5 separate regions of the Mus musculus genome follow, and all the other regions are linked to region 2. Evidence: chromatin loops called from intact Hi-C (ENCODE). Cell type or tissue: left cerebral cortex. All regions are shown on one strand. Links, peaks and the distances in the headings refer to the core of each region. The heading gives the core; the rest is flanking DNA.

Region 1 (6,362 bases), core at 566-5,565, 130 kb before region 2:
TGAGGTCTCATATGCTCAAGCAATGTGTGGAACACAGTCTTTTTCTGCTGACTGTGGATCAAGATGTAGAACTCTTCAGCACCACATATGACTGCATGCTGCCATACTCCGCTATAGCGATAAAGGACTGAACCTCTGAAACTGTAAGCCAGCCCCAGTTAAACAGTTTCCTTTATAGGAGTTGAAGTGGTCATGGTGTCTCTTCACAGCAAGAAATCTCTAAGTAAGACATTCTCTCATGCAGGGATACGACCAAGGCCAACCGTTCCTTCCCACCGGCATCCACTGTCACTTTTCTGACAAGTGTCTGCCTTCCTCCCTCCTCCATCTCATACAGGAATCCTCAAGGTGAGATGCAGGCAGCTACAGTGGCGGCTGGGCCCACACTTGGCTGAGAATGCTATGGAGCATCCCGAGCAGGTATTGCGGCTGAAAGGTAACCTCATGTATCTAGCCTGTCCTCTGAAAGATGTGGGCGGGATCCATGGGTGACAGCACACCCCGGATAGAGATCATGTTTATTTACCCCCAGCCTGTGCCCCAGCTTTGATGCTGGGGCTTTCCCTTACCACCAGATATCAATCAGAGGGTACCAGGGTTCAAAAGACACTTCGCGGGGCTTCCAGGAACAAGGAGTTGGGTGGGTGCCACACAGTTGGAGCGGTTTGTTAGGAGATAGTCATCTCTAAGTGTCCTGAGCAAAGAGGACAACTCCGGGCAATGCCCACATGCTTGGGGCTTTCATGTCACAGTGCAGAGGCTTGGGGGTGGGGGTGGGCATTGGCTTCCCTGGGTCTGCTCCATCAGTTAAGTGTAGTTCTACATACAACTTCATGCATCACACAACTGCACATCTCCACCACCGGGGAGCGTTCCTGTATTAGTATTTTAATGTGCCATGGGTACCTTGTGCTCATTTGCTTGTGGGTACAGTGTGCCCCTAGACTGAGCCAGCCTTTGTCTTAGCCAGCTGGCTTCTTTCATATGTTAATTTCGAAGCCTTTGCTTAAGGACCTCCCACTCTGCCCTTCTCTCAGGCTTCAACTCCAACCCCATGAATGGGGGGAAGAGGTGACTGGTTGTCTAGCAAGGAAATTAGGTGAGATAGAGCAAGGCTGTGGTGATGGAGAACCTGTGTCTGGAGCCACCACTGGCTCAAATTCAGATCTACCATTCTCCAGCTGCGTGAATGTAGGCCGGCACTTAACTCTTTGATGTCTCTCTTGCCTGCCTGTAAAACTGTGTCTGTCACACAGGATCAGTATAAGCACTGCCTTAAGGAACACTAGGGAAGCATTTTGAATATGGTCCAGCATACAGTGTAAACAAACCCTACAAGCCAGCAGAGCCTGCTTGGTGGTCTGTAACTTCAGCTACTCAGGGGCCTGAGACAAAAGGGTGGGGGTTCAAACTGAAACAAAGTAACAGAAACAAACTGAAACAAAGTAACAGAAACCCAAACTCTGAGGTGTGGGTTAGTGCTAATGTGCATGCTTAGTGTGCTGATTGTTCAACGCCAGAACCGAATAGGAAGGAAGGGAGGGAGAATGGGAAGAATGGAAGGTCGGAGGGAGGGAAGAAGAAGAAAAGGCAAAAGTTCTCTGAAGCTCACTGTCATGGTTTGTATATGTTTGATCCAGGAAGGGGCACTATTTGGAGGTGTGGCCCTGTTGGAGTAGGCATGTCACTGTGGGTGTGGGCTTTAAGACCCCTATCCTAGCTGGGCAATGGTGGCGCATGACTTTAATCCTAGCACTTGGGAGGCAGAGGTAGGCGGATTTTTTAGTTCAAGGCCAGCCTGGTCTACAGAGTGAGTTCCAGGACAGCCTGCGCTACACAGAGAAACCCTGTCTCGAAAAACAAAACAAACAAACAACAACAAAGACCCCTATCCTAGTTGCCTGGAAGCCAGTGTTCTGTTAGCAGCCTTCAGATGAAAATGTAGAACTCAGCTTCTCCTGCACCATGCCTGCCTGGATGCTGTCATGTTCCTGCCTTGATGATAATGGACTGAACCTCTGAACTTGTAAGCCAGGCCCAATTAAATGTTGTCCTTATAAGAGTTGCCTTGGTCATGGTGTCTGCTCACAGCAGTAAACCCTGACTCTGACACTCAAGGTGTGTTGAAGAGTGTTTTGTCATCCTGGAACGTCAGTAGATGGTAGGCCACGGTACAAAAGGCAGACAATGTAATGAAGAAGGGAGGGGTGGGAGCTGGTTTGAGGCTTGGGCTATACTCCAGAACCCCTTCCCACTGTAGTCTCGCCCCAGGAACCTTCCATATTCCTTCTTCCTCAGCTTGGCTTCAGCTAGTGGACCCATGAGAACATGGTAGCTGGCAGTACGGCTGGCAACATACCACTGGACAGTTACACCCTGCTCCCACTGCAGGGTCTGGTAGGAGAAGCTGGGGACTCCTGCAGCAGGAAGTCCCAGTCAAAGTGCTAAGTGCAGTACGGAGCTGCATTCCAAAGGCAACAGGATGGACACTCTTAAAGCAACTGAGGCATTTCTTACTAACCCGAGAGCATGCACCCCCTTTTCTCAAACTGCATCTTTAAGGGTTAACTCAAATAGGGTCTATAAAGAAGTCTGTTCCAGTCAACAGTTCCTCCCCTTTCACCTGCTCTCAGACGGAGCCCAAGAATGGTTTCCCCTCCTTCAGGGCTCAGAACTCCCAAGCCCCGCCTAATGTCTTCAGTGCTTCATGCAACCTCTCCCTGTCGTTTCTTTCTCTCCTTCCACTCCTCTGGGTTTATTCAAGGTCCAGGCTAAATTTCCAGGCTCCATCTCTACTGGGATCCCCTTGCCTACACAGCCCTTGCAGGAAAAGCACAGAGGCGTGCAAGACTGAGGGTCCTGAGGGTGGGCTGGGTGCAGTTTCAGAGATACTGAAACTGGAGAGAGGGCAGCCATCAATCTCAGCTGCCAACATAAAACATGCATGAGAGCTGGGGCAGGGGGGTTGGAGAGGACGCTAAAGACGATTTTTCAGCACACAGCTGGGGTTTGAGAAGGAGGAGGAGGGGGGGGGATGGTAGAGAGGCTTGAAGGGGAAGAGAAGCTGGAGGGGGAGGAGCTGGCAGTGCCCCAAGAAGAAGCTAGATGAAAGAAAGACTAGGAGATAGATACCAGGAGCTGCTGAGTGGCAGAGGCAGGCAGAGACTGGTTTGGCCTCTAGGGGCATCCAAGAGCATCAGAGAACCTGGAATGTAAAAGCCTTTTTCTCCCTGTGAAAAGCCCCAAGATTTTCTTTGTTAACTACCTTGCTTCCAGGCTCTCTATCAGTGGACTGTGCCAGGCTCCCTCGGGGCCTTTGGTCAGCAGCACACACCACTGTGTGCCATCACTACCTCTACAGATCAAACCTGCATCCTTAGGTACCAACCGGTTCTGCCAAAGCCGCCTGTGTGCTTTTATTTATTCTACCACAAAAAGCAGTGGTCCTTTTCTATTTTAAGAAACTTTATTTTAATTTGATCTGACTTAAGTGTGTGGATAGATGCGTTTTGGGTGGGGGGTGGCATACATGATGTGTGTGAAGGTGTGCACATATGTACCATGGCATCTATGTGGAGGTCATAGGACAACCTGCAGGGAGTAAGCTCTCAGCTTCTGACGTGTGAGGGGCAGGGTCTCTATTGTTTCTTTATGTCCTCCTGTCTAGCAAGCCCAGGAATTTTCTGGGAAGTCTCCTGTCTCTGCCTTCTACTCCCTATAGAAACACTAGGATTATAGATGTGTACTACATGCAGAAAGAAGGAGAGACATAAAAAGGAGGCCATGACTGCTCCTAAAGTATGGAGGACGTTTATTATAGATACGTGGGATACCCTAAGAGGAATAGATGTCTGGAAGAGTCTAGCCTGGACCTTGCTGGCAGACTGAGCCTGTGGCCAAAAGAGTAGGTGGAGGGAGGAAAGCCTGGAGCAGCAGCCATGGGGCAAAAGGGCCAAAAAGAATCAGTTTAGCCAAAATGGCTTAGTAATATAGGGGAGAGTAGGTGGGGGAAGGGCAGCCCAGCTCGGTCCCTGGGCTGGAGAGGTGTATGCCAGCCATACCCTGTAACAGGTAGGTACCGAGGGATGCTGGTAGAACCTGGCAGCCAGTGTCAGCATTGATAGGTTCATAAGCACCTTATTAGCCATTCGTCCCAGGTTTGAGACGTCCCAGGTTTTTTTTTTTTTTTAAAGATTTATTTATTATTATATCTCAGTACACTGTAGCTGTCTTCAGACACACGAGAAGAGGGCGTCAGATCTCATTACGGATGGTTGTGAACCACCATGTGGTTGCTGGGATTTGAACTCAGGACCTTCTGAAGAGCAGTCAGTGCTCTTAACTGTGCAGCTAGGTTTTTATAAGGGTTCTGGGGATCCAAACTCAACTCCAGGCTTCTGCAGCAAGCACTTTCATGAAGGAAACCATCTCCCTGACCCACTTTCTAGAATGTGTGTCCAGGGTTCAAACTCTCAAAGTGGAACCTGCTTCTTTCCTTGGTCGCTGATCTCACTAGTACGGAACTTTTTTTCTTTTTTAATTGACAGTCTTATCTTATCTAACTGTCTTTTAGGAGAAATGATAGCCCAGGACGCATGGCAAGATTAAATTATAAGAAGCAGGATGTAATATTAATCACTGAGCACACTAAATGTAAAAAGCACCCAGTGCTGAGTGAATTGGAGTACTCAGTCGTGGAGTACTCAGTCATGGAGTACTCAGTCGTGGAGTACTCAGTCGTGCAGAGTAGACCCAAAGGGAGGGAGGAACTCGGAGTAAAAACAGCAGGGAAGAGATGTACTAAGATAAGGTCTGGGATCTTTAGGGCATGTGGGCTCAAAGTGACATTCAGTCAGAGATTGTTACCAGCCAGCTCAGCACTAGAAAGGGCTGAGAGGTTCTTAAAACGTACAGTGCCTTCAGTCCGAATGACAGCATGCTAGCTGCCCCAGTGTAGATGTGAACTGTCCTTCACAGGCTTAGGGGCCCAAACACTTAGCTCCCAACTGGAGGTCATGGAACAGCTAGGGTGTAGGAACTAACCTGAAAAACTGGGTAGCTGGGGTGGAGGTGGGGAGGGAGGGGTTGGGCTTCCCAGTTATAACCCAGCTTGACCTCTCTGCTTCCTGGTTGCTGATCTGCTATTACAAGCCCCTCCCTGCCATACTAGGTAGCTGAGAGTCACTTAGACCACCACGCCCTCCCCATAGGCAGTACTCCTTCAATTATAAGCCAAAATAAATCTTTCCTTCCTTAATGTCTTTCTGTTGGGTGTTCTGTCACAAGAAAAATAGTGAACCAGTGCTATCCAAGGCTAGGAACATCACCCCAGAATCGCTTTCAAACTACTCTGGGCCAGAAGAAAATTCCATAGCCTCCTTGGATGCAAGCTTACCGTAGAAAGTGCCCAGGCTCTCCCAAAGTCTGGCTGTCTGCTCTTCTGCCTTTCTCTCTGCTGCTTTGCTGTCTCCTGGTCTACTTTTCTACAGTCATGTGTGTTATCAGGACCTCCTGGGGGCCCAGAGACAATGGTGGCAGCCCAGGTTGCAGTGTCAATTGAACATACTCTGGCACAGAGCCAGGATGCGTCTGGCTCTAGTGAAATCCTTTGTGGAGAGAAACAAGACTCAGTAGGAAGTCAGTGCCCTAAGAACCCTCCATTGGATACGCAGAGCACCAAGAGATGGTTCCTAGGTTCAAGCGAGGGCGCAATAAAAACCACCAAACTAGCCCACTCTGTGGTGGGAAGAAAGGTTTATTTGGAAAATTCACACTGCCACAGCTATCTCTGGGGGGTGGGGCGGGGATCAGAGAGAAGGGCAAAATGGCAGGGGAAACCTTGGCCGTTTTTCAGGAGACGGGTCTGCAGTGGGAGAAAGGATGTACGCTAGAACAGCCCGTTGATTTGTCTCACATTTATGTGTGCTAATAAGAATGAGATGCCCATGCCAGGGTGGTGGGCTGTAGGGGAGTAGGGGTTAAGGGAAGCATACCTTTTCTTGACAAACGGAAGCAATGTTTCTGAAGGATGTTTTTAGGCTTTTGTTAATCCACTAGCAAGCAATTTTTATGTTCACCAGTCAGAGTCTAACCTGAGCTGTGCCCAGAAATCTACAGCACTGTTAGCAGTACTCTCACCTTGGAGGCCTGTTTTGGACCTAACACTGGGCATCTTCAGACAGGACCATATATACATGTGTAGATTAAAAAAACAATCAAGTCAGACATAGGTTGAGAGGGTCACTATACTGACAGAGTAATGCCCCCTCCCAGGGTATCCAAAGAGATGCCACAGTCTGTGCATGCCCACTGATATGGTTAAGGGGATCACTGTGCATGCCCACTGATATGGTTCCCTGGAT
Region 2 (6,362 bases), core at 735-5,734:
AAAATTCTTAGGAAAGCTTACATAAACGTGAAGTTTATTTCTGATCTCATCTGTGCTTCTGATTTGTTATCTCAATTACCAAAGCCATTGCTTCCCATTCTCGTCACTTCTTGTGCTGCAACCAGAAGGTGAGTTATTCTAAGTATCATCTCTCTTTCACTGTGGTATCCATAGTAACCTGGACAGTTCCTACAATATAATAATTCTCAGGAAATGTTTGGTGAATAGACCAGCCACGGTAAGAAAAAAGGATTCATCTCTTATCTCATTTTCTGTATCCAAAATTAGTAGATAAGAACATTTTCATAGAGTTAGTATATGATGTGCTTATTATTTATTGGAGACATATGCCCTGAACATAAAAAGGTTGCTATGATCATTATTTTATTTAGAATGAAATTACATTTTGGTAAAAATATAACATGAATTTCAGGAAAAAAAATCCACTGAATATTTAGCATACTGCTTGAAATATAAATAGAGCAATAAGACAAGAGAAAGATAAAAAAGAGTTATATGTAAACAAAAAAGAAAAATCAAAGTATCTCTACTTGCAAATGTCATAATACTGTACTTTAAAGATTCTACAAGAAAACTCTTAGACCCTCTATCCACTTTCATCAAAACAGTAGAGCACAAAATCTACACACAAACATCACTAGCCATTTAAATATAGCAATAATGAACTTTCTTATAAAAATTAGGAAAAATTCCATTTACAATAATTTTTAAAATGCTGTGGAATAAACTCAACCAAGGAAATGCAAGACCTCTACAATGAAAACTTTGAGATGCGGCAGCAAGCCTTCCTCTGCTTGTGGGCTGACACAGGAGAGTCAAGAGGGACCATCCTGCAGATTCAACCTTCAGAGTCAAGTGCAATCCAAACGAAACTGCAATGACTCTCCTCACAAAAAAGCAGCAACAACAAATTAAAAAGTACATATGGATGGACAGAGATCACATAGTCTAACCAGTCCTAAGCAGAAAGAATAATGCCGGAAGTACCACAGTACTGGATCTTCACATTATACTAAAGAGCCACAGAACAAAAAGTACGTGCCACTGGCAGAAGGAAACAAAGGAGACATGTAAGCCAGCACACTAGAACTGGGGATCCACAAGCAAATCTATATAGCAATAAGACTATCAAAATTATACATCAGGAAAAAGGGTGCTGGTCACCGTTTATAGAAAAATGAAGCTTGATACATATTTCTTTATTGTGCACACAAAAAAAAATCAAACGTAAAATGGACCAACAGCATTAGAGGACCTGAAACTTTGAAACAACTAGAATAAAACAGGAAAAACACCTCAAAGTGTAGGCATGGGCAAGGGATTTCTGAGAAGGACTCTACTAACACAGAGTATAATCCCCATGGGTTATGAGACTACACAAAACTAAAGACGTTTCTACCTCAAAGAAAACAGCCACTTGACTGAAGACAGAGCCTGCAGAAAGGAGGGGAAAACCTTTGCTAACTACACATCAAATGGGAACAATAGAGCAGTGGCTCTCAACCTTCCTAATGCTGCTGTCCCTTTAATACAGTTCCTCATGTTGTTGCTTCTTCATAAGTGTAATTTTGCTACTGTTATGAATGATTATGTAAATACCTGACATGCAGGATGTCTGATATGTGACCCCTGTGAAAGGGGCAAGACCCACAGGTTGAAAACTGATTTAGAAAATGCACAGAATCGCAAAAAGTAAACAGCAAAGACAAGTCATCAGTGAACAGGCCAACGAGCGGGAGAAACGGGTCTCAGAATAGGAAACAGACGTAAAGTGAGGTGGCATACGGTATCTTCAGCCATCAGAGAAATGCAAATTAAAAGAAAGGCTGTTAAGAAAACCAATCACAGCTGGGCATGGTGGCACGTGCCTTTAATCCCAGCACTTGGGAGGCAGAGGCAGGCAAATTTCTGAGTTCGAGGACAGCCTGGGCTACACAGAAAAACCCTGTCTCAAAAAACCCCCAACCCCCCCCCCCCCAAAAAGAAAAGAAAACCAATCACAGCAGACAGTGGGGGTGCATGCCCTAAATCCCAGCCCTTGGGAGGCCGAGACAGGCACTCTCTGTGAATCCATGGCCAGGTTGGTCAGAGAGACCAGGCCAACCAATCCTACACTGAGAGAACCAGTCTGTAACAAACAAACAAACAAAACAGACAGAAAACTAAAACAACCAAACAAAAGGAAAGAAAAAGAAAGAAGAAAACAGACCTGCTGGTGATGATGTGGAGAGTAAAGGAATTCTTATGCTTTGTAGGTGGTAATGTAAGCTGGCCCAGCTTCTCTGGAAGTCAGTGTCTAAGTCCCCCAAGAAACTAAAAATAAAACTACCATAAAAGTTAGCTCTGCCATTCTTGGGAACAAAACTTAAAGTCAACACACCAGAGATACTGGCACATCCATATTTATTGTTGCACTAGTCCTTATAGCTAAGAAATAGAACTAGTTTATGTGTCCATCAGCAGATAAGAAAATATACATAATGGATTTTTTTTCAATCGCAAACCCCCTCGGAACCAGGTTTTTTTTTTTTTTTTTTTTTGAAAAAGCAAGGAACTGGAGATCAAATATTAAGAAAAAGAAGCCATACTGAAAAAGACAAATAACATTTTCTCTCATACACAGCATCTAGATTAAAAATGTGTATGTGTCATGAAAGTTCAAACAGGACCATGAAAAGGGAAGAAAAGGTCTGTAGGGAGGGAAGCAGTGGAGAATCTAATGGAAATTCACAGGACAATGAAAGCAGAATGGATGACTAAGAGGGGGAGAGCACAAGGAAGAGAGGGAAGAAAGTAGTATGGAGGAAATCAATGGGGAAGGTAGATAAAATATTTGTGTGTGTATGTGTGCCATAATGGAATTCATCACCCTGAATACTAACTAAAAAAAAAGTAGAATATTTGAGTATATATAGTAGTAACTTCCATTCTTTGACTTCCAGAGTTGAGGTAGAAAGCTACACACCAGAGATGTGAACAGTTTCTCACTAGGTGGCTCTCTTTCCCGTGAGTGGGCGGTGCGTTGGCGCTGGTGGAAGATAGGGGCCATTGTACTGCTGCAATCGCCCATACGTCATAGCGCCTCACACTCGCGCTTGCTTGCAGCATGAGGGGGCATAGTTCACTTTCTATTTCGTTAATGACATGCTGTCCTTGAGAATGATGTCCAAGTGGGCTGTACTTTCGTTTCCTGAGAACAGAAACACGTTCCAAATAAACACTGTTCTAGGTTAATAGGAGTTGGATTCAGAGAAAGACCTGTAAAGCGATTCTTTAGGCAGCATGGAAAAACCGGAAGATATCAGGTACCCAAACCAAAACCAAGATCCCATTGAAAATGCTGGTTTTAACTATACAGTGAGGACTGCGTTCTTGGATCTTATTCTAAAACACTTTAGGATAGCTGCTTATATAACTTTCAACATCAATTGAAAATAAAACCTGTAAAATATCAATAATTACTTCATTCCATCAGAATGACTTATTCTACACGATTCCACATCATCAGGATCCATTATTTCTATTTTAACCCTAAACCTGACACAAAATGCTTAAAATATTCGTTCTCAAAATGGAAAATTATTTTCTTAAACTCCCTCATGCAGATAAATCTAGATACTTTTTTTTTATGGCAAGTTCTAAAACACTGCAGATGTTTTTGAGGAGGGGGTCTTTGGAGATCAACCTTCGATGACGGAGCGTCTTTTCTCTCTGAGGGTACCTCTGGAAAGAACGTCATCAGCCTTTCTGATCGCTCTCCATTCTAAATGCCTAAGAACTGCGTGTTAGCCTCCTAGGCTGGGTTCGAGCTCTCACTAAGTCGCCTACGGGAGGTCTCGCCGGTGATATCGAGTAGGAATTAGGCAAGGGTCGACCGGCTACAAAAAGTCGAACATTCGCGATCGCCGGAGCCGCATCTCGGTTGTCATGTGCCCGTCTCTTCCCTTAGGGACCCGCTTCTGGCGGGATCCCGCTGCCCAGCCTCAAACAGTGGTGGGGAAGCCCCTTCCCTTTCCTCTGACTTCGCAGCATCGCCCTCGCTTTCTCGTTCCCACCCACTCGCCGCCGGCCTTCATAACCTGCCTTTTCTTCTCGGGCCCGGCCCTCTCCCTACCCGGCTCAGATAGGCAACGATGGAGGTGGTTTCCACCCTTGGGGGACTGGCAATGCCTAAAATGAATGCTTCGGGGTCTCCCCCAATTTTTGCTGGGAGAGTAAGGGAGGAAGAAATGGACTTTCCTACTCGGATAACCATTTCGACTTCTGGCTTTTAAAAAGGCAGGGAATCCAAGTGGGGAATCCTGGGCAGTTTCCAGGGAACCCGTTTCTCTACGGGAGGGTCACCCTGTCTACACACGGCAGTTACTATGACAATACAACCACAGCCTCCAGTTTCCATGGCAGCGGCCTGCCCAATCGGATTGGTTTTCCTTTCTATTTCTCCCTGGGCTCCGCCCTATTCCCCCCCCCCCCCCCAACCTTCTCCCAGAGTGCCCGGGGAGGGGCGGCTGAAACGGGGGAGGCCTCTGCGTCACTCTCCGGCGCGCGAGGGGACGACCGGAGTCGAGGAATTGGCGGGCGGAACTGTAGGAGGAAGGGGTGGCGTTTCCGGCGGGGAAAGTGGAGGAGTGGGAAAAAAAAAAAAAAGAAAGAAGGAAGGAAGTGAGAAGTGGGCGGGTGGCCGGGCGGAAGGCTTTGAGTGTGACTCCGGGCTGCTCTGGGCTCGATGTCCGCGGTGAGCCGGGGGCCGCCCCCGCGCCCGGGAGGAACAGGACGGAGCCTTAGGAGGCCGCCGGGCACCAGCACCGGATCGTTCGGCCGGCGCGCGGGCACCGCACCGCTCGCCGATCCCAAGAGGGAGCGCTACAGAGCGGCGGAAAGCACCCAGAGGGACCGGCGCTGCTGAAGTCTCGCGAGAGCGAACCCGACTTCCTTCCTCTGCTTCTCCCCTCCTCTTTCCCCGCCCCTTTCCCCTTCTTTTTCCCCCCCCCCTCCGGAGCCGGAGCGTCCCTGCGCCCCACAGGCCAGAGCCGCAGCCGCTGCCGGAGCCGCTCCCCCCAACTCCCTCCCCCTCGCCTCACTCACTCTCCCCCCCCCCCACCCCGCGCCAAGCGAGGAGGAGTCGGAGGAGAGGAAGATGGCGGCGACCGCCAGCACCCGCGGGGCCGCGGGGCCGCTCCGAGGAGCCTGAGAGACCCACGGAGGCTTCGCGGCGAGACGCGGCGGCGGAGGATGAGCCTGCAGAGCGCGCAGTATCTCCGGTGAGCGCCGGAGCTTGGCCGAGGCGTGGTGGCGACGGGGGAAGGGGAGGCTCTCGGGGGGCCGAGGACCGGCGGACTCGGAAGCGGTGGGGGAGTCGCGGCGTCCTTCTGTCCCCAGGGCGGGGAGGCCGAGCGCGGGGCCGAGCGGGCGGCTGCGGGAGGGGGCGGGCACACACATGGCTGCCTGGCCCCCGGGAAGCCGGGCGAGCCGCGCTCCGGGGGAAGCCGGGCGAGGAGCGGAGGGAGGTTGGGGAAGCGGGAGACGAGAACGTGTGTGTGAGTGTGTGTGTGTGCGTGTGCGCGCGCGCGCGCGCGCCTCTGGTCGCAGGCTGCGGGGCCGGGGTAGGGGAGAGGAGAGCCGGCAGCGACCCAGAGTCGAGGTGGGTGTGAAGGGGTCTGGAGCCCACGGCCCGGGAAACGTGGTGTGCTGGCCGGGGCGATGCAGGAGAGAGGAGGATGGAAGTCGGCACACCTGGGGGTTGGGAGGGCGCATTCTGGAGGGCAAATGAGAGGAAGGGGAGCCCGCAGGAAACGCGAGCTTGTTCTTTAGTCGCGGGCTGGAAGGAGGAGAAATAATGCCTTCTGTCCAGAGTTAGAGGGGTCGGAGAGCCCGGAAAGGGGGAAAAAGGATGGGGAGACGAGGGAAGAGGGAGGTGCTACGAACAAGGTGATGTTCTCGAAAGAAACTGTAGTTGGAAGATACCATTCTGAGAGTCGTGTGCATTCATTAGGTGCGATGTAAGGAACTTGTATGAAGGAGATAGAGTGACCCATGGGTACTGGGGGTGCGTGCGTGTGTATGTGTATGTGTGTGTGTGTGTGTGTGTGTGTGTGTGTGAGTGTCTGGGGTAAGGGAGGGGAAGCAGGGATTGATGCACACTTAAAGAAGACTCACATGCATTAACACCGACGTCGAGAACATTTTGAATGGAAAGACAGCAGCTGGTGTGCAGTCAGAATAGTTTGACGGATTTTGAGTGAGAGCTTGGAGGAAACTAGAGGGGAAAATACAGCCTTCACAATGGGAAATAAGGTTGCTAGTGCCTGAGGCTAATGGAGGAGTTGCTAAGACTGGGAACT
Region 3 (6,362 bases), core at 904-5,903, 380 kb after region 2:
AAAGATGGAGGACCAATGACTTAGACTCTGACCGCATTAGTTAAACAGCCTATGTGTTATTTGAAGCTGGACATAATCAACTGGGACGTATAATTAAATTGACTATCTAGTCAATACTGTTTGTTAGAATATTATAGTATTTTCTAAAGCAATATTTACAATAGAGCATACATGATTGAAAAACATTAAGGGGTTTAATCAGCACACATTATTCAGTCAGTCATGGGTTCTAGGTTTGTAACAGCTCAGATGTGTGGCATTCTGTCTCCTGCAGGCTATTTCTGGGGTCTGACATCATCCCCGGGAGCACTCCCACCAAAGAGCAGCCCAAGTCCGCAGCCAGTGGGAGCTCTGGGGAGAGTATGGACTCAGTCAGTGTGTCGTCCTGTGAATCAAACCACTCCGAGGCTGAGGAGGGCCCCGTCACACCCATGGACACACCAGATGAGCCCCAAAAGAAGGTACACACTAAGCTTTCCCATAATTCTCCTGTTGCAGCTCCCAGCGTGCTGCTTGCCACGTGAAGAGTGTCTGTGTCCAAGTTTTTCAGTACATCAGAAACAGAGTTCCTTCTGGGAGCACATTCCTCAGAGAAAAAGGATACAAAGTACTAAGGAGGTTGCGCTTTCATTTGTCCCTGCAAACATTTCTATGCCCATATCTAAGTGCACTGAAGGATTGTGGCCCATAAAATAAATATACTCTATTCAAGAGATGCAGGATCGCCTGAGTAGGAACAAAACCCGAGAAATGGATGCATGCCAGCCTTTTGGTGCCATGCGCTCTTACCCACACCTGTCCCATGGCAGGTCACACAGGAAAGTACTCTAAAACTCAGTGACGTAGAACAACCTCCATGTTTCTTGGGGACTGGCTACTTTGGGCCCTACACCACAGTTTTAACCCAAGCCTGTTTCCGTTATCTGTCATTTATTTTTCTGGAGTAATTGACTTTCCAAAACATCCTCTTAGCATGCTGAAACATATGAAGAAGAGGGGAAGAAGCCCAGCCCTGTAAGATACACACAGGGAGAGCCCTTTCTTGGCCATACCTATCAACATTCCATTGCTTAAAGCAGTCATGTGGTCCAATCCAACATAAATAACTGAATCAGGGAGATACGATCTAGCTTCAATGGGAGGAACCATGAAACAATTCACAGGGCAGAGGGCGCAGTTTGCAGCAGGGTGAGGATTTGATAATGGTGATACAGTGAACCACAGCGGAAATAGCAAGCTGTACGCACGGATACTGGAATCCTCATCCAGTCCCTTTCTCATGGCTGCACAAATAAGTAAGAGAAAATATCTCCTTCAGTCCCCTTACTGGTCAAGGAGCTTGGCTCAGAGATCAGCTCTGCCATGACAGCAATCCACAGCATCTTGGGGAGAGTTTTGGCCACCTTGTTCTGTCATTTCTTCTGGCCTCTTGGTTTGGGTTCACACCAGTGAGAGAGAGTACAGGTGACAGGCTCTGTCTTCTGCCTTGTAGGGGGCACTGGTGTTGCTTTGCATGATGTCCTTAGCAGTCACACCAGTCTGAGACCCTTCAAGTGTCCCCAAATCATAATTATATGCCCCAGTACAGGGGAACGCCAGGGCCAAGAAGTGGGAGTGGGTGGGTAGGGGAGCAGGGGGGTGGGGTTTAGGGGACTTTCGGGATAGCATTTGAAATGTAAATGAAGAAAATAGCTAATAAAAAAAAGAGAAAAAAGAAAGGTATTTTAGGACTCAGCAGCTAGAGGTGACCCAACCACTCTCAAATTCCTCAGACAGCTAACATCTGACTATTGTCTCAAAAGTCATGTGTCCTAAACCCAGTATGTTGTCATTCCCCATGCCTTGGCATCAGCTGGATCCAGAGGAGATAGCTCAGTGACAACGCACTTGCCACGCAAATATAAGTCCCTGAGTTGAGATTCCTCCAAAGTACAAAAAGCCAGGCGTGTATGTCCACCTGGAGTCCCAGAGCCACTGCCGTAAGGGGAGGCAGAGACAGGCGCTCCCCGCAAGGCTCCTTCTCCCTTCTTCCTTCTTCCACGCCTCTCTCTTGCTCGCCCTCGTGAGGTTGTTCTCTTTAGAAGTAAAGTGTAATATGCATTCCTCCTTCTTCGTGCGCCTGATCATCACTTATAAACAGTTACCTTTATGCTTGTTCCACACCACTTATATCCTTGTGAGGATAGTCTCTATAACTCGTGTGAGCTCACCATCCTAACGCATTACCCCCTCAACTATAAGTGTTATTAGCATCACGGAAAGCCCAAGGGAAATAGGACGGTGAAAGTGAAAACATTCAAGCAGCATTTGGAGAACTGACCTTCCTGGCTAATAGACTTGCAGGCAAGATAACGCTGTTAAAATTATCCACCCTGAGTAAGTGCTCAAGCTGAGTCACATGGGCACAGAAGGAGAATTCCAAACAGCAGCAGCACATGGCTAACCGATATCATGGCAGTCCTACTGTAGACACTACATATTAGAGTTGGCATTGCGGTTTGCTGGCCATAATAGAACACCCCTGCTGTGGAATTGTCCTTAACATAGGATGCCATCGGACGAAGCAGCCCTGAAAAACTACAGATAACATAGGCCCTATTTTTTTAGAAGCCACATTATCAGAAAGCTAAATTCCTTGATCTGTATCTGTGGAATGGTAGATTATATAGAAATTAATAATGAGTTTTATAGGATTATTATAATATAATCCAGTTTAACTCATTCCGAATATCACACACACACACACTTTTCTGTAACAATTGATATTTAAATGGTTCAGCTTAATGGTTTTATGTCAGGAATACATCCCGGTGAGTTTAAAGCATCTCTTTGTCTGGTGATTAATATCAGTTGAATTTTAAATATTCAGTCACTTAGAGAAGCACATTACTGCAGCCGTACATCTCTCAAATGGCCTCGATGTAGATTGTGAAAGTGTATCTTGCTGGTCTTACCAGTGATTGTTAAAGAGATACTCAAAGGCTGCGTTGTCCAGGCAAGTGATCTGTTTTGCTGAGTCGTGCTCTCAGCATTGTTATGATGCTGTTTTTAGGGTGCCCCTCCCTCCCCCTGCCCTGCAAGGCAGCTGTGACCCAAGTGAGAAAGATAAATGAAAACTCATTAACAGTCTCACAGCACTAAAGGTTTCAAGGCTGTAGCACAAGTCAGCTAACTCATCATAGCTGCAGATGGCTTGGTGCTTGCTGTGCCCCTGCTGTGTGAACACCACAGCAAAGGGGCTGGAGAGCTCTGGTCCTGGTAGGAGTGAGACTGTGTAGGTGGACCTGGGGCCCCGTGTTTTCTCTGGGCCTCCAGCTTCTCTACTTGGCAAAGGGGTCAGGTGATCTCTGAGGCCCTCTCAGCAGAACTACACAAGCAGTAGTCCTTATCTTAGATGCTTCTAAACATGAAGACATTTGTCTCCTACTACAAAATCTGGATGTGAAGTAGTGGGGACAGAATGTTCTCCATGGCCACATTGAGAACTGTTGGGGGTGAGAAGAGGATGGCTTCCCAGCTTCTGTAAGCTCAGCCTGTACGGCCTTTAAATTCTGGTATCTGCTGCCATCTCGTGGTTAGCCTTCATACGGACAACTAAAACCAGGCCATCAAAGGTCCACTGTGCCTTTCTTAGATTCAGAATGATTAGTTCCCAGTGAGTCACTGATCGTCACATGAGCCCACGGGGTGTGTGTGTGTGTGTGTGTGTGTGTGTGTGTACCAGAGACATGAGATATTGAGGAGGAAACAACCAGTCTCTGTATCTACTTCTGTTTTGAAACGTGAAGCATGTTTGGTCCAGGCTCCAATGGCTTTGTTTTCTGATTCTTCCAGCTCTCTGAATCCTCCTCTTCCTGTTCCTCCATCCATTCCATGGACACGAATTCCTCAGGGATGTCGTCCCTAATCAACCCCCTGTCCTCCCCTCCAACGTGCAACAACAATCCTAAAATCCACAAGCGCTCCGTCTCCGTGACATCCATTACCTCCACAGTACTGCCTCCTGTTTACAATCAGCAGAACGAAGACACCTGCATCATCCGCATCAGTGTAGAAGACAACAATGGCAACATGTACAAGAGCATCATGGTAAGGGGCCGTCCTGCCTGGAGGGTCAGTCAGCTGTTCGGACACACATTTCTCATACCTGTCTGCACGTGCACACAAGACTAGCATGGAAAATAGCAGCGTCTTCCTGGGCGCAGATTAGTGGTATGCTTATCTAGTGGCACATGTGCATATAGGACATAGTTTTGACATTTTATGAATTGTTCATGCAATTTGGGGTCCTGTTTCACGATGCTCAGTGTGGGTGGGACAGTAGTCCAGGGCGGGTGCCTTGCTTCACACGCCTTCTTGGAACTCTTCCTACGATTGCACTGTCTACTAAATTAACACGCCTTCTCAGTAGTGTAGTTCCTGGTGACTCAGCTTTCTCCCTAAGCCATCTGGACCAAGCCGAGCTCCTGAAGTGGGTGATTATGGCGGAGGTGCAGTTTGGGTAGGAAGTAGCTACAGTTCAGCAGTAAATGGGATTGAGTCTCATGTGCTTCTTACACAAACGGCATCAGACAAGGAAAACTCCAAAGCTACTTCTGATGATGGCCGTCTTTCTTAAATACACACCCAGCCTTTCATGCTGATAACCTTAACTGCGTAAAGTCAACTTGTGGTAGGTGATGAAATTCCTTAGTCAGCAGGGCCCGTCATCGACTAAAAAGAAGAGAAAAAAGAAAAAGAAAAGAGAAATCTCTGTAGTAAAATCTGCACTAAATTTCATGTCTTCATTTGCCTCCCAGCATAGACCTAGGTGGGGTGGAGTCATTGTTCTTTAACCTTTGCGGAACCATTCATTGAATACAGTAATTATTGAAGATGGGTTCTTGCTAGTTCTTGCCCCGAGCTTTGAGGAGAGAGAGAAGAGTAAGACTCAGTGATCTTTGAAGAACTTGGAATGGAAGAGAGAGGCCATATACTAAATGATATTCTAACAGAAGCCAGACCAGATTGGAAATGGTCTAGTGTCCTCCTTGGGGGACTTTGTGTTAATTGTTCAGGCAGTTAGGTCTCACTGAAGGCATCAAGTTAAGAAATGATCAGGTTTGTTTGTTAGGGGCATAACTAGCCTTGTGGAGACACGAAGCTTGAGGTGGGACGAGCACTGTGGGTGGGAAGCGAGCCAAGGAAGCTGCTCCCATCTTTCGAGCCGGAGATGATAAGGGCTGGAGACGGAAGAGCCATTCATCCTGTTATCAGCCTTTGATAACCGTTGTGCCGGGTAAGGAAGAGGGAGGATTTCTATAGAAGAGGGAGGACCCACGGCCATCTGGCAGCCAGTGGCTGGTGAAACTACTAGAGGACGAGGTCTCAGGGTCTTTAGAATTGGGACATCCACATGACATTGTTTAATAGATTGCCAGAAACACGGGTGGTGCAGGGTTGGTGTTGCGTGTCTTTCAGCCCCATTGAGTGGGAATGAGTGTGGAGGAATGAGACCCAGTTCAGCATCTTAAGGGAGTAGCTAACAAAGATGCACTGGAGAAACAGCAGCCCAAGGGAGCCTGGCTCATCAATAGTAGTTGTGTGCTTCTGTTATATATGCCAGCCAGAGAGATAGGGGCCACCTACATGACCACAGCATCTGGAAGCAGAATACAAATGTATGCACCCAGCCGTTAATGCTGTGTGCCATGCCCACGGCAGCATGCTCTGCTCTGCCAGGAGAAAGCCTAGCATGTAGGAGACATCTTAGGTCGAATGCGCTATCCTGGTCTTGGGAAGGTATAAATAGATGAGTCCCCAGACTATTCCTTCCTTGGAATAGGGCCTGCCTTTGGGAGAACACTCCCTGTCCCTGTCTCTTCCTGGGACCCTTTATGTTGCACAGTGTGAAATATTTTCCTCCTTTAAAATTTTGTGTGCACCAGTTCTTTCCTTTGAAGTATATAAGCCAGATGTTTTAGTATTAGGTACATTCACGAAGCCCTTATTGCTGCTTATTGAATCACAAACACCAGCTGCCATGAGGGTCAGAGGGAGGCACCTAGGCCCTGAGGAAATCAAGCTCTGTGTGTGTGTGTCTGTGTGTGTGTCTGTGTCTGTGTGTGTGTCTGTGTGTGTCTGTGTGTGTGTGTGTGTGTCTGTGTGTGTGTGTGTGTGTGTCTGTGTCTGTGGGGGTATGTGTGTGTATGTCTGTGGGTGTCTGTGTGTGTCTGTGTGTGTGTGTGTGTGTGTGTGTCTGTGTGTGTCTATGGGTGTGGGTGTGTGTCTGTGTGTGGGTATGTGTCTTTGTGTCTGTGTATGGCTGTGTGTCTGTGGGTGTGGGTGTGTGGGTGTTTGCAGACGCGTGCCAAGCTCCAGCA
Region 4 (6,362 bases), core at 566-5,565, 50 kb before region 2:
AAAAACAACAAAAAATTTATAGGGCTGCTAAAATGTCTCTGAAAGCAAAGACGCTTGTTACCAAAGCTGACAACCTGAGTTCAGTACCCAGTTCACACACAGTAGAAGGGCAGCAATTCTCACAAGTTGCCCTCTGACCTTCATATGAAAGCTGTAGCACATGCATGCACACACATGTACTCATGCACACACACATGCATACTCACACATACACACACGTGCATGCACACACATGCACTCATGCACACATATGCATACTCACACACATACACACATACACACACATGCATGCACACACACACATACATACACATTGCATGCACACACATGCACAATCACAAATAATAATGAAATAGATGTCAAAAATAATTTTCAAAATGCAACAGAAGCTCAAAGATACCGATAAGAGATTCCACAATAAACGGTTTGATATCTATCTCATCTTCTTCTTCACATGTTTCTGTACTTTGGAAATGCCTCCATTAGGTGGTAAGCTCCTTCCACCCAGAGTGAACCCACATCACAGCCTTTTTCCTGTGTTTCTTTATGTTACACTTAATGGACACTTAAAAAGGCGTTCTTGACAGCTATTCTTGATTGGTCCTCGGTGCCAATGGGAAGTGACTAATGGCCACTGTCAAATGTCTCCATCCACAAAACTCTTCTGCTACCACCCCTGCCTGCTTTCACATTTTATCCCCAAAGCTCCAGGAGAACTGTCTGGCCAGCATTCCCTCAGTAACCGCCCTTATCGCTGCTACCAAACTCTCCAGCTGCAGTCCCATGCCCTTGCTCTCCATCAAAATCAAAATCTGACCCACTTCTAATCCTACAGCAAGTGGGATTTTCCACATCCTTAGTCCCTGAAAAAAAGGAGGAGCACCCACTCTCCCACTAAAGGCTCCTAAAGCCAAAGAGTTCCCAAGGAAGCCCGATCCTGCCTGGCCAAGGGGGAGGGAAACAATATTAGCAAACGACTGCCAACGGAAAGTGAGCCATGAGGAGGAAGAGTAGAAGAGAAGGCACTGAACTCACAAGAAGGTTAAAAGTGGTGGCTGCCCAGGTTGCTGCTACTTCAAAAGACTGGGGATGTGGCCTACCTTGCTGCTGGTTTACCTTAATGCTGGAACAAAGCACCCTGTTTAACAGGCAAGTTGGCGACATTTCTGAATAAACACTTTTAAAAGCTTACAGAATAAAGCAGAAGGAATGGCTGCTTCTTAGACGTCCTAACTTTCCCCGTTCCATAAGGTGGCTACTGAACCTGTCCTGTGTGCAGGGTAGTTTTATAATGTTGTCCTGTTAGCCGTAAGGCCCAGTGCAGAATAATCTTTTAGGGTTAGAGGAAAGAGTTTTGGCTTATGCATTTGGGGTGGTCTTCACGGATATGCTGTGGCTTTCATTAAACAGCCTAGGAAAGCTCTGGCAGTCCTCCAGACCTGGGCAAACACGTGTGCCCGCAGCCAGTAGCAGCGCTCTGCGTTTCAGCACCACCGCCTGTGGAGAGCGCCTCACCGCAGGGCCGGGTCAGGGACTCTCACCCTGCCCTTCTCCCATCCCCAGAGCCCTGGCTCTCCCTTACTCATTTCCTTGAGTCCCAGGGGAAAAGAAAAATCACCCCAACTTATAACTTCTCAATTTCTGCTTTTAAAGTGACCCCGCGTCCCCCTCTCAGGGGTCTAAACGCGCACACACCCTGCGCCTTTGGGTCCTAAAGCAGTAGCCTTCGAGCGGCGTGGCTTCCGCACCGGCGGCGAGAAATTTCAACCTGCGTGGACAATTACCTCTTTCCTGCCTCTCTGCTGGACCTTTATGCACGCACCCGAGACGCCTGAGCTTTCCCCCTCTCACTGTACGTCCCGAACCTCAAAAAACAAACTCGTGAAGACACGTCCCTACCCCACACACGAGCTCTCACGCACATTCAAATATCCATCTTCACACTCACACCGCAAGGATGCCGGTTGTCATCGCCGCCTTGGGCAGAACCTTGGCCAACTTGGGCCGGGATCCATCTCGCCGGCTCGTGGACCACCTCCCGAAGCAGTCGCCCCGCCCCCTCCCCTTTCCAAGGCAGCCGGAGCCAAACCTCGGCGGGGCAGTGGTACCCTTCCCTCTCCATTAGCCAACATCCACCGCTCTGGGCCACCAAAGCTACAATCTCCAAACATTGTCCGTTGAGCCTCCTGGAACCGCCAGCCAAGCCCAGTATTAGTCTCCTTGAAGCCCCAGTCCCTGCCACTGGTGTGTCGTGTGCGAGTGTTTGTGTCTCCGAGGCACATTTAACTCCTTCGAGCTTTCTGCCCATCCTAAACAAACAGCACGTTATCTTCAGCCCTTCTCCTTCCTTCTTCGCACCCCAACCTCTGCCCCTATCCCCACCCTTGCCCGCCAAGTACTCAAACCACCGCACTCCAGGGCTCTAACCAGGCGCCCCCACCCCACCCCAGAGGACACTCACCCCCCAGCCCCGCACCTCCCCCATCCCTGGCCCTCGGCGAGGCGATCTGGCCCCACGCTAGAGAAGCCTGGAAAAAACGCAGTTTGCGTCGGCTCGTGCTAGCGGGGATAGTTGGGGCTGACCTGGCACCAGCCTGATCAGCCGGCGCACCCCTCCGGAGGGGCGCACGCCTTCCTGCTCAATCGCCTTGGAAAGCCCTGATATTGGCGAGAGTAGAGCAGCGGAAGCAGCCTCCGGGGTGGGCGGGAGGACTCACCGAACATCTGAATGTGCCCTTTAGTGATGGGATTGAAGCTGCCGCAGGCCAGCAGGATAACGTGGGTCTTTGTGGTCTCGGTCATGATGGGATGAGGTCTCTCGCACTGATCCAGGGGTTGCCTCTTTTTGTGTCTCGATATGTCTGCAGACGGAGAAAGGAAGGCGAGGCTCCGGCGGTGGATGCTGTGGACTCCAAGGAGCCGCTCTAGACGCAAACCGCGTCACTCCCCGCCTCCCTTTAACGCTTGCCACTCCGGCTCGATCCAAGGCTGCTTTTGTATTGCTCTCCCTTTGGCTCTGCTTAGTCCTACTTCCTCTCTAGCTTCTTTTGCGTCACTGGTCTTGGTTCCTGACCCTATTGTTTCTACCCTCTCCACCCCACCTCACTGCATCTTACTTTATCTACAAGGAAAGGAGTGGTACCCTGGCATCCTTACAGCGTGGTTGCTGGCTATGTTCTCTCTGTGTCAAATTTCGTTTTCCTGACTCACTTTTTCTCTCCCTGTCTACATTCCCTAACATATCCGACTTCAAAAATGTTTGATTTTATGAATTTTCTTTTTCATGAGCTTTAATATTTAAAGTGACAAATGATAGGTTTTCTTTTCAATAGTGTTCATTTCGGATTTTTTGTTTTGTTTTGTTCTCCTCCCTTATTTAGTGATTCTAAACTATTGACTGGAATCCAAATCTTGACCTGTGGCTACTAAGAAAGCCCTTCTGCTAATGTTGGTCCTTTGTGTGGGTTGAATTATGGGTTTGGGCAGATATGAATGGGAAATTAGTAAGGCTAAGTATTACGAAATTCCTACATCAGCTGTCCAAGTTGAGTCAGTCACCACTCTATGCTTACTTCTTGATGCTCACTCTCTATTGGATGCTGCTGTGGACCCCGAATGATAACTGAATTAACTCACTGTCTGACAGAGCAGATTGGACGGAGTCTGAGAAAGCCTCTCTGGCTTAGACGACATTTAAGGCAGGCCTATTTAGACAAGAAGTTGTTGGTACAGAGACCCGGAGACAGGCTTCCAGTGCTTGTGAACATGAAAGGAGGGCCATATAACCAAAAGTCCTGGACAGGTGGGCAAACAGTAGTAGAGAAATGTGCACCCAGTCATCATATGGGTTTAGGATAATGGACAGGAAGTTCTTATGAGTCACTGACTTACAGTGGAATAACAAAAGGAGGCCATTGAAATCGTTAGACAGAGAGTACCATGTAATTGACATTTTTATGAGATCTCTGAGTGTTGGGAGGAAAAGAACCAAGAGGAAAATAAGAATTAGGAGAAAGTTGGCAGCCTTGGGCAGGTGGTCCTGTCCTGGGACTGCTGGGTATAGAGAGTCAGCAGCAGGGAGATGAGGCAGGGCAGGATAGATACCATAGATTTTGTAGCTTTTAGTCTTTGCGGATGGATGGGATATAGAGACGTTTGGGGAAACGCCTTAAAATTTGAGTTTAGTAAATGAATGGGCTAAGACTCTGAAAAATGAATAGGGGGAAAGGAAAGGTTTGAAGACCGGACAACTGTTCTCTTTGGATGCATTACAGAACCAGTAATTAGATTCCTGATTCAGAAGCACAAGTATTGCCTTCTTGGACGAACAGTTCCTTGCAAGAGTCAGCTCTCTCCTTCTGCATTGTGGGAACTGGGTGTTGAACCCAGGCCATCGGCCTTGGTAGTGAGTACCTTTGCCTGTTCAGCCACCGCATTAGCACTGCTCCTTACTTCTTATCTAAGAGTTTCTGGCAGGCATGCGGTTCATATTTCTTAATTTTTGCTGAATAGTAAATCAATTCCTACTGTGGAGAGATTTTCTAGTTTTCTAGTTTCTAGTTTATTACTTTGTGTGTGTGCACGTAAGCATGCATGTGCGCGCGCGCACACACACACACACACACACACACACACAAATATTACAGCACTACCACAGAGCTCAGAGGACAACCTGCAGCTGTCATTTCTCTCCTCTTTAAGTGTGGGTCCCTGGGATAGAACTCAGACCATCAGCCTTGGTGACATCTGCTTTACCTGATAAGCCAAAGTACTGACCCCAAAGTTTCTGGTTTCAATATAAGAGTCTTAAGAGCCAGTGTAATTCATACAGAAGTTTGTGTCTTCTCTAACACAAGATGCAAATGGGCGGGGTAGAAAGAGCAAGAGATGTTAGAAGCTGGGCAATTAACATAATTATAATTAAGCAATAAATATTTATTGAATGCCTGCCATATACCAAGCACTGACTTAAGGGTTGTGAACAAGATAGGGCTGCTGCTTTAATTCAGTTCACACTCTAGGCAAAAACAACAGACCATTAAAAAATTAATAGATGCATTAGTAATCGGAATATCTAGAAACATAAAGCAAGGAAAGAAACAGAAAAGGAATCAGTCCTCTTTCGAGGGGGTCAGGGGCGGGCAGGCTCTTTGCTGAAACAGTGTCTGAGCAGGAACTTCAGTCACAGAAAAGGTCATGTAGCATGAACCTTTGGGGATGGGCACACTAGGCAGAATGGGAAGTAGAAAGGGTCTGAGAGGCAAGACCCTATGGGGTGCTCAACATACAGCCGCAATGTGGCTGAAAAGGAAGGAATACAGAAAGAGTTGAGGAATGATCCGCAAAGTAGGACAGGGCGTGCGGAGCCTTGCAGGCTCTTGGGCGGTGCTCCGGTTGTTTCGACAATCGAGATGGGAAGGCATAGCAGTGATTTTGAAGAGAAAAGTGACATGAGCTGGCTCACATTTGCAGAGATCGGTTTGGCAGGAGACATATATTTTCGAGTTGCTAGTATAGATTATTTTTAAAGTCATGGGATCGAATGAGGTCACCTAGGGAGAAGCAGATACAGACAGGAGGCCCTCAGAATCTGCCCAGAGCACAACAAAGTAAGAGCAGTGGCTACGTTCATTATACACCCAGAAAGCCTGGGACCATGCACAGTTTAATTTACTTCACATAAGTCTCTAAGTGCATCCCATTTTAGAGAGTTGCATATAGAGGCACAGAGAAATGAATGGCCTGAGCTCAGACAGCTGGTATGTTCCAAGCCAGCCAGCTGCACCCACTGGTAGTTTTGATCAAAGTCTTGGTGCTGCATCCACAGCACCGCATCTCCTTTTGGTTTGTTTCTGTGCCAGAACAATCACATTTGGACATTTGGTTTAGCTCAATTTTTGTTTGTTTCCCTCTTTTCTTTTTTCCTTTCTTTCCTATTGTTTTTGGAGGAGGAGAGCAGAGGGAGAGGGTCTCCTTAATTCAAGCTTGCCTTGAACTGTGGTGAATCTGAGGATGGATGATCTTGATCTCCTGACTCTACTGCCTCCAGTTCCCAAGTGCTGGGATATAGGCATGGGCTGCGATGTCCAACTACCAGCTTCATTTCATTATAATATATGATGAGGATGATGGCGACGGTGACAACAACGACGATGACGACGGCAGTGGTAGTGGTGGTGGTGTGTGGTTAAAATTGGTTCCCTCCTTCTACCTTTCTGTGGGTTCAAGGATCAAATTCAAGTTCCCAGTCTTGTATGGCAAGCACCTTTTCCAGCTGAGGCATCTATTGGTCCTCGACCACATTTTAAAAATAAAGATAATAGCACCAACCAAAACACAAAGACGTGCTGATCACTGGTGTT
Region 5 (6,362 bases), core at 522-5,521, 110 kb before region 2:
TTGGATGCTGACAACTGTCCTCTGATTGGCTGCTGCTTCTCATTGGCAGCCAGACAGGGAACCTGTTTGTCTCCAGTGTGAACATACCTGGCTGGATGCTGAGAGGTATCTGTTCTCCCAGGTCTGCCAAGCTGGGCTGAAGAGACACAAGCCCAAGGCAAGTTGGCAAGGTGCCAGTTTATGTAATTATAGTATCCAGCAAGTGGCCAGATGTTGGGAGTATTCTTGACCCAGGGCTCCTCCTAGCAACCTGGATTTACATTAGGGTGGGGTAGTGACTACCACACGAAGATCCTTTATTTAAAGGCAGGCTACAGTGAGCATAGGCGCTAAATAATTAGAGTTGATGACAAGCTATGAACTGGGGCAAGACGTGCCCTCATTCTACCAAGCAGACCACGGTTCTGACCAGCTCTGTGATTGTTCCACATCTGCTAACACCTGGCACTTGGCTGTCAGATGTCTGTGAACTGTAGGTGGGGGCTTTCCTGAGGCTCACTTACTTCAAGACTCAGGGAATCTTGTGTATGTAATATGAAAGTTTTGAAATGGCAGTCATGAGGTTACGAAAGAATGGAACCAAGGCCTTTGGAACAGCTGGCTGTGCATAGTAGGTGCCCATAAGTGCATAGTAGGTGCCCATAAGTGCTGCTTGTCCTTAACTCTGGGAAACTCTTTCCTTTACTTTTCAGACTCTGTGCTTAAGATTCCTTTAGTTCTATTAACTGTTCCCACTCTAAGAAGCATACAGGAAAGCAACACATTATGTTGGCCCTCTCTGCTCTGTTAATGTGTTTTAGTTTGGACACACAGTTACCCAATTACTGGTGAAACCTGGGTTCCATTTCTTTCCAGTGGCCTTTACTTTAGGATAAGATCTCATCTACAAGCTCTCTTTTGGGGAGAGGGACTCAAAGATGAAACTAATGATGTGACTGTCCTATTATCCATCCTCACTGCCCCCCTATTGCTTAGGGGCCACTGCCCACTGCTCCTGTTGCAGACCCAGGTGGTTAAAGTCCCCCATGGCAAAAAACAAAACAAAACAAAACAAAATACCTCAGCAGTGGTCCTTCCTCTCAGGCTAGCACTTCACAGGCCCTAAGCAGAGCCCTACACACCCTCTCTAAATGGGCTAGAGAAACTCTGGACCTATCAGGGAGAAACCACAGCAAACACCTCTGAGAGATGGGGATGAAGACTTTCTTTAGAGGGCTCTAGTTCTTCTTCCAGGCCCTCCAGACCTATGCCCCCGCCCTTTCCATATGCACCCTTCGATGATGGAAGGAGAGAGCCGACTCCCTAAGTTGTCTCTGACTTCCACACACAATCTGACAGATACAAGTGTATATGTGTGAGCACAAATCCACAGCAAGCACAATTTAATAAACAAACAAACTGTTAGAGGCACTTGGATGGCCTCATCCTCCCACCAATCCTCTTGTCTGTCTTGCTTAATCACTAATTCTCCCCCAGGCAACATCCCAACTTTGTTTAAGTTTTTGTTGTAGAGGGTAGTTGTAGCTCTTCAAAGAAGACTTGTCCTTTCTTGGTGTCTTCGCAGAGGCTACTCTTTGTGTTTGACAGACATTCCCTTGCTACTCACACAGCACAGGTCTATTTGCCCTACAAGTCCTAGGTGAAGTTGTTTCTGTAAAGCTTTCCCAAGTCCCAGAGGCTAGCAAACGTCACTGGCACTATCAGGTGCAGCCTCACCATGATAACTTTTGTGTTACTGCAATGGTGGTAGGTGTGCTAGTGCTGATGTGATGTGTGTTACTGCTGTAGTGGCATGCATGTTAGTACTGTTGTGGTATGACTTTTTACTCCTCACACATTATCACACAATGAAACAAATAGCAATGTGTGTGTTAGATAAGACAGTGAAGTTCACAGGGGTTAAGTAGCTGACCCCAGACAACACTTTAAGGAACACACGAGGGTTTCAAATCCAGGGCCACCTAGCTCCAAACAGGCTAATTCCAATCACTGGACCACATGGCTCTACTTGCTCTTTTGTTGGAGACAGGGTCTTACCATTTAGCTCGAGTTGGCCTGTAACTTATTGCGTTGACCAGGCTGGCCTTGAACTCACAAAGAGAGCCCTTCTGTCTCTTGAGTGCTAGTATTCCTAACTCCAGTTTCTCTTGTGTCTACTTCCATGACAGCATGTAGCTAGTGCCCATGTGGTTGCTTGATTGCATACCATTCTCCTCACAATACTTCCATATCATTGAATGTACCACTCTGCCTTTTCTTCATGCTTTCAGACATTCTATTTAGAACCGGCACTTAGTAGGTACTCTATAACAATGGTTCTGTGGGTAAAGGTACTTGCCACCAAGCTGAACACCCGAGTTCAACCCCTAGGACACATGATGGAAAGAGATGAAGTTGTCCTCTGACTTCCATGCATGTCCTATGGGGTGCTTCTTGACTCCCCTAGCCATGCACACACGTATTAATAAAATTTAAAGGATAAGTAAACAAGCATTAAAACAAATCAGTGGATTAACAAAGGTTTTCTCAACTTTGCACTATTGACATTTTGGATAGGATAGTTCTTTATCCTGGGGGCTCTTGTGTGTAACATATCATAAGACCATTAGAAATAGCTCTGGCCACTACCCACCATTATGAATGGCTCCTCTACCCTAGCTTTGATAACAGAAACTGTTTCCAGATATTACAAAAAAATGCCCCCAGGGAGAAAAGCCAATGCCCAGCTTAGAACTGTTGGTTAGGGACAAGGATAAGCGGTCAGCTGAGAGTTCAAAGCCCAGAACCTCACCGAACTGCCGTCCATCTGAAGCTAGCATCGTTGTGAACAAGCCATAATCTGAAAAGACATCTTGTAATTAAGACATAATTAGCCGCTTACTTCTGTACAAAACCCAATACTAATGACAGTAGACTGGATCCTTCCATCCAGGCCTGCTACTCTACAGCATTAGTAAAGCTAAACTCCGCTCCCCTCTGGCTGGGAAGGGATCCAGCAAGTCCTTTCATCGGCTTGGATTTCTCTCTAGGACAAAGAGAAAGCCAGCAGCAACTCTGCAAACACGTTCAGAACAGACTATCTGAGTTCTGGGTGCTTTCTGTGTTGTCACAAACCCCATTTTGGAAGTGTAGAGGAGGTGTTGGGGAAGGTGGGCCTTCTTTCCCTTAAAGCACAGGGCACTGATGGATGAGTGCAGGCTTCCTCACCTTCCTACAGTCCTGGAAACTCCCAGGCTATTCAGTGTCTGCTGTCAGGGCACCAACCCGGAGGGAGGGTCAGGAGAAGCTGTCAAGTCTAATCACAGCCTATCAGCCTAGACCATCTGTTCTCAATCTGTGGGTCGAGACCCCTTGGGGAGTTGTATATCAGATATCCTGCATATCGGGTATTTACATTACGATTTATAACAGTAGCAAAAATTACAGTTATGAAGTAGCAAGGAAAATAATTTTATGGCTGGGAGTGAGCACAACATGAGGAACTGTATTAAAGGGTCACGGCATAGGCTGAGAACCAGTGTCCGAGACACATACCTCTGTTCTGCCTGCTGCAAGTCTCTCTGAAGGGTTTGCCGTCGACTAAATTTACTCCATCAACACACAGTTTCATCTTTTTACCCACACTGCTCCTGGCTGACTTGCTTCATCGTTGTTAAAGTGACTAGCCCTTTCCATTTCCTGCTGTGCTTTACATGTGACGCGTCTGTTGCGTTTCAAGGCTCGATGTGCTTGAACACTTGGTCTGGATCAGGTGATGCTGTTGAAGAGCTTTTGGGGTCCCTTTGAGCATGTCCATCACCCAGCCAAGGGGGACATGAGATCCAGGAGAATTATGTGGCCCAACACAGAATTACAAACTTAGTTAAAACGTGGGGCAGAAGCACTGTGCTAAAGATTCAGTAACATGTATGCACCATATAATAGGCCCTACATGTTTTATTTAAGTGTACAAAGGACATGGAAAAGAAGCCAGGACTCTCTTTGAAGAAGCCTTTCTGCGTGCAAGCCATTGTTCATGTATGAATGTCTAAGTGCTCATGCTGGACTTAGTGAGGACAGAAGTCATTTATTTTGGGAATGCTGGGAAAGTTACTGCTAAAGTACACACTTATCATACATACACCTCCACATCAGTGGCCGTCCCCTGAGTTTCCCTGTGCACAGGGACCTGCACCATACACAAATATTTTAGAGCCCTGGATACTTATGTCTCCTCCACCAAGACCTTCACACTGATATCAATATACTGGCAACAGAATGGGGGGGGGGGGAGGACTGCAGGGAAGAAGTGAGAAAAGAGAGATGCTTTTGTATGACAGAGCAGACTGGCCTACGAGTCTAATGTACTGGAATGAATGTGCATGCTAAGAAGCATCCTAGGCGGGGTCTTCGCTTAGTAAGACAAAACTCCGGATCTCTCCATCACTCTATCCTCCAGTCCACTGAAGATATGAAGAAGGGCTCACACTTGCTAGGGTCTTGGCTTCGAGTGAAATCCTGACGTGTGCTTTATTGATTTACTATTTCACCATTAGCTGGTGAGGATGACTCCCTGATATCACCAGGGATTGCTGGTGATTCCGAAGCAAAGCCTCTCAAGTCACCACAGCTTTCCCCCTCAGTGCTTAGGGAAGACAGAACTCTACAATAGGCCATTGCCCGGGGAAAGGACACCAAAGCAAATCTGGGGTGCACTCAGTACCCTAGGCTACCCCTATCTTGTCTGTCACAAAGAACATCATCTATGAAATCCAGCCCAGATGCAGGACTTGGCTGGCTCTCAGGACCTGGTCACCTGTCTGCTGTCTGTCCTATGAATTGTCTGTGCTGAAATGGCCCGGTGAAAGCTGCCACACAGATTATGTTTCCTCAAAGGACAGAGCTGTGCTAGTCGGCCGTCTCGAGTAACTGATTTAATAGCCGCATTCTGCATGGTAGGAAGGCAAGCAGACTTGGAAATGTTCACTGCCAAGCTTAAAAGCCTCTACTCCTTCCTGTTGCCTAGGAAGAGCTTTCTACATCCACAGCCAACACCAGGAAGCCTTTTCCTGCTCACAAAAGGACCAGTCAGTCATCCTTAAATGGTCACACGGACTGAGAAAAGGCTGAACAACTCCCAGGGAGCTCGGGTACTGAAGGCAAGGGGAGAAGCTGAAACAATAAGACGTTAAAAGCCTTGTTCAGCCCACTGAGAATTTTAAATGCTTTTTCCTCTGGCATATTTGAAGTCTGCGTGTTATCGTCTGTTTAACTTACCCCCTCAAGCCTCTGAGGCAGGCTCTGGGGTCAGGAGAGCTGAGTCTTTGCATGACTGTGTATAATGCTGAGTGTGGTGTTGGCACGCAGAACAGCAGGAAACAGCATGGCTAAAATCAGCGGCAGCCAAGGTGGCCTGCGTCCAGAAGGCATAAGCCAATGGAGAAATGTCCCCTCGAGTTGGTGTGAAAGGGCATAATGTCTCCAGAGCTGGAATGCACTGCTGGAGGAGGAATGGAATCAATGACAGATATCTTTCTAGAAAAGAGAACTGCCCATGCCTTGGGAGAGTCTGGGAGGCAGAGCCTTTGGAGCCACCCTGCTGTGGATGTCACCATAAGACACATGTCTCAGGACCAAGAGGAAGGTTCCCTTGCTGCCACGGGAAGAACAGGAACTCCACAGCTGGGCTGGTTTCTGAAGCCCAGATGGGGCTCAGTTCCATGGGATATGTATATATACATATGTACACATACATATGCATATGTGTATATATTTGTATATATGCATATATGTATATTTTGAGACATTATGACAGAGAGAGAGAGAGAGAGAGAGATGAGAGGGAGTTTATGCAATGCTAGGTTTTGAATCCAAGGGTTGCATGTTGGGCAAGCACTCAAGCGACAGAGCCACACCCCAACATTTCCCACACATTTCTGTAGTTTACACATTGAGTCCAGCTGTGAACCCAGCATGAGGAAACACAGTGGGGTATTTAAAGATGTGGGTGATATACTCCCCACCCAGGTACATGGAACAGGATGGGAAGAATTATAGGTTAATCAATGAAGAGACCTCACAGGGTCCTTTCTTCCCTCTTCTGTCACACATCACACAAGAGTGATTTAGAGTGTCCAAGAGGATAAGCGAGTCTCTGGACCTAACCACCCACCAAGAGCAGGAAACTGTCCTGCTCACTCAAAGATACCAAGCTCAGTGATAACAGGAAAAAAAAATGGGGTTGGGGGTGAAGAGGACAAAGGAAAAGAACATGTGGTCTTGGTTTAGAAAGAAGACAGTATTATCAGCACATGCTATTACCCATGTATGTGAGCTAGATGTACTAAGCAATAGGGAGGGCTGCTCTGTTTATTAGAGTCTGG

Evidence for each region. Hi-C counts contacts between places; a loop is a spot of excess contacts. Peaks named below come from ENCODE experiments on the same cell type or tissue, not always from the same donor. Only the 100,000 strongest peaks of a DNase experiment are listed, where the experiment ranks them.
Region 1: a loop joins it to region 2, with 4 times the contacts of the local background. A loop is called at or near these places in 5 of 42 quality-filtered maps.
Region 3: it touches region 2 in a loop (9-fold over the local background); 15 of 42 quality-filtered maps call a loop at or near these places.
Region 4: a loop joins it to region 2, with 7 times the contacts of the local background. A loop is called at or near these places in 6 of 42 quality-filtered maps.
Region 5: a loop joins it to region 2, with 2.4 times the contacts of the local background. A loop is called at or near these places in 2 of 42 quality-filtered maps.

Annotation. Positions count from the first base shown.
Region 1 is chr1:153,032,476-153,038,837 of GRCm38, reverse strand. All of the region lies in intron 1 of Nmnat2 (nicotinamide nucleotide adenylyltransferase 2), which reads right to left. Among named protein-coding and RNA genes, the nearest start is that of Nmnat2, 81 kb to the right of the region's middle. In left cerebral cortex, for the core only: CTCF peaks have their summits at 878 and 3,179; DNase peaks (open chromatin) are centred at 988, 2,821 and 3,150.
Region 2 is chr1:152,901,429-152,907,790 of GRCm38, reverse strand. It overlaps Smg7 (Smg-7 homolog, nonsense mediated mRNA decay factor (C. elegans)), which reads left to right and starts at 5,145. Exons shown (of 23, transcript NM_001160256.1): 1 at 5,145-5,282. The coding sequence starts at 5,254. In left cerebral cortex, for the core only: CTCF peaks have their summits at 3,037 and 4,882; DNase peaks (open chromatin) are centred at 3,062, 4,517, 4,891 and 5,505; H3K4me3 peaks cover 2,762 bases; H3K27ac peaks cover 2,460 bases.
Region 3 is chr1:152,522,372-152,528,733 of GRCm38, reverse strand. It overlaps Rgl1 (ral guanine nucleotide dissociation stimulator,-like 1), which reads left to right. Exons shown (of 18, transcript NM_016846.4): 15 at 275-461; 16 at 3,835-4,089. Among named protein-coding and RNA genes, the nearest start is that of Gm51749, 14 kb to the left of the region's middle. In left cerebral cortex, for the core only: a CTCF peak has its summit at 3,572 (motif pointing left); DNase peaks (open chromatin) are centred at 2,416, 3,543, 4,438 and 5,702; H3K27ac peaks cover 1,578 bases.
Region 4 is chr1:152,951,549-152,957,910 of GRCm38, reverse strand. Nmnat2 (nicotinamide nucleotide adenylyltransferase 2) reads right to left here and starts at 2,810. Exons shown (of 11, transcript NM_175460.3): 1 at 2,718-2,810. The coding sequence starts at 2,802. In left cerebral cortex, for the core only: no CTCF peak of the experiment used is centred there; DNase peaks (open chromatin) are centred at 1,508, 1,998 and 2,929; H3K4me3 peaks cover 2,693 bases; H3K27ac peaks cover 1,777 bases.
Region 5 is chr1:153,013,584-153,019,945 of GRCm38, reverse strand. The region is part of intron 1 of Nmnat2 (nicotinamide nucleotide adenylyltransferase 2); the gene reads right to left. Among named protein-coding and RNA genes, the nearest start is that of Nmnat2, 62 kb to the right of the region's middle. In left cerebral cortex, for the core only: a CTCF peak has its summit at 2,975; DNase peaks (open chromatin) are centred at 3,032, 5,050 and 5,328; H3K27ac peaks cover 403 bases.